3 separate regions of the Homo sapiens genome follow, and all the other regions are linked to region 1. A link is a loop called in an ENCODE intact Hi-C map of the cell type or tissue named here. Cell type or tissue: PC-9. All regions are shown on one strand.

The links. Hi-C counts contacts between places; a loop is a spot of excess contacts. Peaks named below come from ENCODE experiments on the same cell type or tissue, not always from the same donor. Only the 100,000 strongest peaks of a DNase experiment are listed, where the experiment ranks them.
Region 2: it touches region 1 in a loop (5-fold over the local background); 3 of 110 quality-filtered maps call a loop at or near these places.
Region 3: it touches region 1 in a loop (9-fold over the local background); 2 of 110 quality-filtered maps call a loop at or near these places.

The regions. Positions count from the first base shown.
Region 1 is chr17:31,674,043-31,676,542 of GRCh38, forward strand. No RefSeq gene overlaps it. Among named protein-coding and RNA genes, the nearest start is that of MIR365B, 100 kb to the left of the region's middle. In PC-9, no CTCF peak of the experiment used is centred here; DNase peaks (open chromatin) are centred at 449 and 1,089.
Region 2 is chr17:31,826,174-31,828,673 of GRCh38, forward strand. No RefSeq gene overlaps it. Among named protein-coding and RNA genes, the nearest start is that of COPRS, 32 kb to the right of the region's middle. In PC-9, no CTCF peak of the experiment used is centred here; no DNase peak of the experiment used is centred here.
Region 3 is chr17:31,595,507-31,598,006 of GRCh38, forward strand. No RefSeq gene overlaps it. Among named protein-coding and RNA genes, the nearest start is that of MIR365B, 21 kb to the left of the region's middle. RefSeq lists enhancers at 229-1,095, 1,096-1,960, 1,144-1,283, 2,156-2,500. In PC-9, no CTCF peak of the experiment used is centred here; DNase peaks (open chromatin) are centred at 825 and 1,305; H3K27ac peaks cover 2,074 bases.

The DNA of each region.
Region 1 (2,500 bases):
AGCTGGGTGAGGTGGTGCACGCCTGTAGTGGTAGCTTTTGGAGAGGCAAGGCAGGAGGATCACTTGAGTTTAGGAGTTTAAGGCTGCAGTGAGCCGTGATCACACCACTGCACCTCAGCCTGGGTGGCAGGGTGAGACCTTATCTCAAAACAAAAAACCCGAGATAACTGGCAGCTCTGCAGGCTTAGAGGAAAGCAACTGGATGTGGGTGAGTGTAGTGCAGTAGGCAAGGAGGGAAGAAGGCTGCATTTGCTTCATGCCTACAATGTGCCAGGCACTGGCGGATCGACACAGGAGAGCCATGCCTCCAGTGTCTATCCTGTTTTGAAAAGAGAAGAAAATGAGGTTCAGAATGGTTCCATACCCAATTCCAGGCTCCACAGCTTAGAGGCAGGGCTGGAATTCAAACCCTAGTCTTGCGGGTTCTGTGCATTACTCATCGCAGTAGCTGTATGCCTAGGCCCCTCGGGAAGTTTCTGGCTATTGGACAGACTCAGATTGGATGACATTCCCTGGCTCCATTTCCTCTGGTTTTAGATGCCAGCAGAATACAGGTCCCTCTGGGCATCGTGGCATTCGAAAAAATGCAGGGAAAGGGTCCACAGAAACTAAAAATGATGATCAAGGGGCAGAAAGGGTTTTCTGAGGAAACGTAAAGACAAACTGGGCTGTTGCATTGCTGGTGACCTGCCTCTGGCACTTCTCCAGCTGTATCTCTGCCTGACCCTCCAGCCACACTAAATTTTTTACAGCTTCCCGAATATGTCACTGTTTTCTGCCTCCACGCCTTTGTAGAAATTGCTTTCTTTACCTAAAACACCTTTCCTACTCCCATCCAAACCCTGCCTTCCTGACAAACTCCTATACATCCCTCAAAACCGATTTCGGTCATCTCCTCTGTGAAGTCCTGTTTCCTAGCAGTGGACCCTTCCTGCTTCATACCCTAGGGTTGATTGCTTCTTTTTCTTTGTCCTCAGCACACCTAAGACTTCCTCCAAACTGGTGATTCTCCACTCCCATGTGCAGATCTGCTTGCTGCATCAGAATCACCTCAGGAGTGATTTCAAGATAGTCAAGCCCAGGCCCTGCTCTGGGAGAATCTGACTCAGACTCTGGAGTGTAGCCAGATGTCAGAAATAAGTAGATTGTCCAAGTGCTTGTGATGCTCAGCCAGGTGTGGAGAGCACTGAGGTGCACCCCTGGAAGGCAGGACCTTCTCCATACCAGGGCTTGGCTCAGAGGAGTGCACAGTGAGTGGGGAAGGAAAGAAGGGAGTGTGTCCAGCATTGGTTCCTTCCCGTGGGTTCTTGGTCTCGCTGACTTCAAGAATGAACTTGTGGACACTCATGGTGTGTGTTACATTTCTTAAAAATGGTGTGTCTGGAGTTTGTTCCTTCAGATGTTCAAACATGTCCAGAGTTTCTTCCTTCTGGTGGGTTCATGGTCTCGCTGACTTCAGGAGTGAAGCCACAGACTTTCGCAGTGAGTGTTACAGCTCTTAAAGGTGGCACGTCTGGAGTTGTTTGTTCCTCTTGGTGGGTTCGTGATTTCACTGGCTTCAGAAGTGATCCTACAGACCTTTGTGGTGAGTGTTACAGCTCACAAAGGTAGTGCGGACCCAAAGAGTGAGCAGCAACAAGAATTATTGCAGCTAGCCAAAGAATAAAGCTTCCACAACTTGGAAGGTGACCAGAGGGGTGGCCAGCTTTTATTCCCTTATTTGGCCTCACCCACATCCTGCTGATTGGTCCATTTTACAGAGCGCTGATTGGTCTATTTTACAGAGTGCTGATTGGTCTGTTTTTACAGAGTGCTGATTGGTGCGTTTACAAACCTTTAGCTAGACACTGAGCACTGATTTGTGCATTTTTACAGGGTGCTGATTGGTGCATTTACAAACCTTTAGCTAGACACAGAGCACTGATTGGTGAGTTTTTACAGAGTGCTGATTGGTGCGTTTACAAACCTTTAGCTAGACACAGAGTGCTGATTGGTGTGTTTACAATCCTATAGATAGACAGAAAAGTTCTTGGAGTCCCTACCTGACCCAGAAGCCCAGCCGGCTTCACCTCTCAGGAGGGAGGGAGGGAGGGAGAGAGGGAGAAAAAGAGAGAGGGAGGGAGGAAGATAGGGAGGGAGGGAAAAAGGAAAGGAGGGAGGAAGGAAGGAAAGGTGGGAGGGAGGGGAGGATAGGAAAGAGAGAGAACGAAAAAATAGAATGAAAGAAAAATGGGGCTGGGTACGGTGTCTCAGGCTTGTAATCCCAGCACTTTGGGAGGCCAAGGTGGGCAGATCACCTGAGGTCAGGAGTTTGAGACCAGCCTGGCCAACATGGTGAAACCCAGTCTCTACTAAAAATAAAAAAAACTAACTAGCCGGATATGGTGGTGGACACCTGTAATCCCAGCTACTGGGAAGGCTGAGGCAGAGAGAATCACTTGAACCTGGGAGGCGAGATTGCAGTGAGCTGAGATGGCACCACTGTACTCCAGCCTGGGTG
Region 2 (2,500 bases), 150 kb after region 1:
GCCTAGGGCCAGCACAGATGTCACGTCCTCCTGCCAGTACTGACAGTTCTGGTGTTCACCAACCAAAAGGCCTCAAAAAAAACCATGAAAGCCCTCTTAAGGATTCCTGGTTCTCAGGGCAGGAAGAAGGCAAGGGGATGGGAAGACACTGTCTCCTGCATGATGGAAAATTCCAGTGCCACCTTGCTTGGGTCTAACTTCCTTGACCACTCTGGAGACACAGAGCCCTACCAGGACCCAGAATCTGGAGCCAAGGCTGGAGCTCTGTGCCCGGACCCAGGGCTGGAGCCAACAACACAAGCACGGGCTTAAACGCTCAGGGAAGCCGGAAGTCCAAGTGACTAAGCTAGAGATACTCAGGCCAGAGGCCAAGTAAGGCCTGAGCGCTGAGTACGGCCAATGGCCTCTGAGATGTCGACATAGCTGAGGTGAAAGACAGACCAGCACCAAAGACGGCTCTGAGGATATGGAGGGGTGAGGACCCTCATACATGACTGGTGGGAGTGGAGACGGACCCAAGCCTTTGGAAAACAGTTTGGTATCACCTGGAACACATACTCTATGATCCAGTAAATCCACTCTTCATAAGACAGCTGGAGAAACTCTCCCACCCATGGGCCGCAGAATGTTCTTAGCAGCACTGCTTATAAAGGCAAAAACTGCAAACAGCCCAAACCCCCACGGCCATGAGAATGGATTAAAAAATACAGACCATATTCATACAATGAAATACTGTATAGTGGTGAAAATGAATAAGCTAAACTGAATGAATGAATCCCATAAACACAATGTTGACTGAAAGAGGCAAATCATAACATAATGTGCATTGTGACCTCACTCAATAGAAGCCCAACAATCTCTCCAGACTAAACAACATATTGACGTATGGGGCATATGCCTATGTGGTAAAACCACAGAGAAAAGAGAATGACAGACACAAAATTCAGGATGGTGATGACCTGCCAGGGACAAGGGGAAAAGGTGGGACTTAAGGGGAAGGGAGCACCCAGGGAGGTTTAGAAAGTATTGAAAACATGGAATTGTTCGGTTAGGTGCTGGGAACATGGGCATTTATTTTCATTATTATCCTTCAAACTGACCCCATGCGTTATATACACTCATGTATGTATAAAATGTTTCAAATTGTTTAAAATTAAGAAAAGTTTTTAAAGACCAGGCACAGTGGCTCACACCTATAATCCCAGCACTTTGGGAGACCTAGGTGGGAAGATTGCTTCGGCCCAAGAGTTCAAGACCAGCCTGGGCAACATGGCGAAACACCATCTCTATGAAAAATACAAAAATTAGCTGGATGTGGTGGCATGCGCTTGTAGTCCCAGAGACTCAGGAGGATCACTTGAGCCAGGGAAGTTGAGGCTGCACTGAGCCATGATCATGCCACTGCACTCTAGCCTGGGTGACAGAGGGAGACCCTCTCTGATAAATAAATAAATAAATATTTAAGAAAAATCTCGGTGGAGAGCTACTGCCTGCTCCATGGAGGTGGCCCAGCACCCAGCACCTGCCTGGCTCCGACCCACCCAACTGACTGTGAATGGTCCAAGAGGAGGGTAGGGACACCAGCTCTGGTTGGCCTGCATAAAAGGAGTGTGGAGGAGAAGGTGCAAGTCTAAATCAGAAGGATAAGTTCAAATCCCATCTTTGCCATTTATTGGCTATATGACCCTGGGCAAGTAACTAAAACTCTCTGAGAGTCAAGTCCTCATCTGCAAAATGAGCACAAGCTAAGAACCTAGGCTTTGTTTATGAATTCCTAGCACTTAGCATCTTACTTGGCAGACAGTAAAAAATAGACATCAAGCATCGGTCTTGTCGTGAGAAAAACAGACAAATTCCAATAGTGGGAAATCTTACAAAATATCTGACCAGCACTCCTCAAAACTATCAATTTCAACAAACAAAAGAAGAAAAAGAGAACAAATCTGCAATGATTCCACTTATATAGGATACCTAAAATAGTCAAAGACAGCAGAAAGAGGCATGCTTACCATGGGAGGGGCAGGAGGAAACAGGAGTGTTTGATGGGTACCAAGTTTCAATTTGAGATGATGAAAAAGTTCTGGAGATGGATGTGGTGATGGCTCTACACAACATGAATGTGCCACTGAACTCTACACTTAAAAATTGTTAAAATGGTAAATTTTATGTTATACATGTTTTACCCGATTTTTTTTTTTTTTTTTTTTGAGAGAGGGTCTTGCTCTGTCACCCTGGCTGGAGTGCAGTGGCACCATCTCAGTTCACTGCAACCTCCACCTCCCATGTTCAAGTGATTCTCATGTCTCAGCCTCCCAAGTAGCTGGGATTACAGGCACGTGCCACCACGCATGACTAATTTTTGTATTTTTATTAGAGACAGGGTTTCGCCCTGTTGGCCAGGCTGGTCTCGAACTCCTGACCTAAAGTGATCCACCCGCCTCGGCCTCCCAAAGTGCTGGGATTTCAGGTATAAGCCACCACACCCGGCCTAAATTTTAAA
Region 3 (2,500 bases), 79 kb before region 1:
TCTCATGTAGCTGGGACCACAGGCGAACACCACCACACCTGGCTAATTTTTTGTATTTTTTGTAGAGATGGGGGTCTCACTATGTTGTCCAAGCTGGTCTCAAACTTCTGGGCTCGAGCAATCCATCTGCCTCAGCCTCCCAAAGTGCTGGGATTGCAGGCATGAGCCACTATGCACACTTCTTAAACTAGATGAGAACACCATGGAGGGGAGAGTGTGCCTATGGAGTGAGTGTGTGTGAGGAGTGCATGTAAGGGGTGTGCTCATGAGTGTGTGTGCCCCACACATGCAGGCTGCTCATTCATTCATTTAATACGTGCCAGTTGCACAGGGAAAGGTGAACACATCCTGACCTGGTCCTCGTCCTCATGGAGCGTGGAATCCAGTGGATCCAGTGGAGGAGAAAGAAACAAGAAAACAAAATAAAACACATCCCAAAAGCTAGAGTGCGAGGCAGCTAGGGCGGGAGTGGGGAATAATGAGGGCCGGTGGGGAGAGCCTGCTGGATAGGTGGGTGTCTGATGGCCCTCTCAGAGCAGAGCATGGATGGTGGGCATCTGCTGAGCCTGGACCACCCAACTCCCTTTCCTCACAGGCCTTTAGTTTCTTTTGGGGAGGAACTGCCTCTTCTCTGCTGGACAGAGTCTACCAGGCTCCCTCTGCCCTGCCCTGCCATAGGGTGGACATGTGACCCACCTAGCCAGTAAGATTGTCCACTCCTCTAATTCATGGGCAGAAGGACAAGGACAGTCAGAGTCTCCCGGCTGCCTCCTGCCACGCATTCCTGCTCCCCACCCCCAATCTATGCGCTTGCCCTTCCCGCCTTTTGGCCCTCAGGAGCTGTCTTGGTTCCTGCCCTTGCCCAGGCCTGTTTTTCCAGCCTTCCCACCAATTTTCTGAGCTCCTGTGGGTGTGCCTATCTTGTGTGGGTTTGGTTTTGGCTTTTAAATGAGCAAAGGCAGAATGAGGGTGCCATGAGCACAGATGAGGCTTTTGGGAAACGCCCCCCTTCCATTGCACTGTTGGAAGGGAGTGTAGAGGCTGCTGTGTTTCCTGGGGCCGGCCACCTTGACACCGTGCCTGCATGCACGCAGCCCCCCAGCACGCTTCTTCACCAGCCAGCCTGAGTGCAGGGCCCTGGCCAGCCTTGCCGGGAGGAAATGCCAGCCCCGTTTCTTTAAGCCTCAGTCAGCCTCCCCAGGGACTCTTGACTGCCCTAATGCTTCCTCCTAGGCCTTGTCAGTGGTGCAGGCCTGGTCTGCCCAGAGCAGCAGGGCCTCCGGCAGGGGCCTGTGACTCAGGGCTCAGTCAGGCGGAGGCAGGATGTCAGTGCCATTCACTGGGCCACGAGGAATCTCACTCTTCTATTTATAGGCAGCGCAACTGCTGGCCCAGCCTGGCCAGAGGAAGTGGCTGCCACTGCCAGCGAGTCAGGAGCTACGATGAGGGAGGCATGGCGCTGCTCCCTCTGCCTGCTGGGGGGGATTTCCAGGTTAGGACCAGCTCTTCCACTGCAGAATGGTCAAGGCTGGGACAGGCCGGAACAATGAGCTCATGTGGCTTCATGACCCATCAACTGAGCAACAGGGTGGTGGACATGGGGTGGCTTGGTCTGTCATGAGCCTAGAAGGGAGGGCAGGATGGGGACCTCCCTGACCCTGCAGGGGGAAGAGGTAAGGTAAAGGCAGTGCCCAGAGCCTGGCATCCTGAAGTTTGGCCCCAGACAACTCACCCCACTCTTCCTGCATTGGGGTCCCAACTTCATCTGTCAGAGACCCCTGTCCCCACCTGCCATCTTGCCCCACACCAAGACGGCTGCTTGTGCTTAGGAAGCTAACACTGGATACCTACTGAGAGGTGAGCCCTGTCACATCCATTCCTGCATCCAGTCTCACAACAGCTACACAACATAAGCCCATTTAGCAAAAGTCAAAACTGAGGTCGAGAGTGGTTAAGGCACTTGCCTGGTTTTGGGTGTGTGCACAAATGTGCCCTCTATGCATAAGTGTTGTAAAATGTGATCTACCTTCCCATCACAGAGGAGCTGTGAGGGGAACTGAGATGGCTTTGGCCATTGTGAATCTGTTGCCATCTCTGTTGGAGTGCCCGTCTACATGGTTGACCTCTGTCCTCAGTTGAGTGTGCATGAAGCATGAAGGATTCTTGTGTTTGTTTCCTGCCCTGGACAAGGTGTCCCTGGAGGTCAGGAAGGGAGTCTTGCTCCTCCTGTGACCCTAGACCCCAGCTTGGATGGAGCTTGGCACCAAGCAAGTGCTCAGTAGACTACCTACCGCATGGGCCCGCAGAGTCTCCCCATCCTCAGACGTGGCCTCTTGCAGGCAGCAGCCCTACTGGATGCTCTGCTGCATTGGGTCTGCACAAGGGGCAGGTACTCAAAGAATGAGGATGGGGGGACACTTCTTCCCGAGAGGCTGCCTGACGGGGAACCCCAGGCCTTCAGTCCTCATGTCAGGTGAGAACCAATTTCTTGAACAGGAGG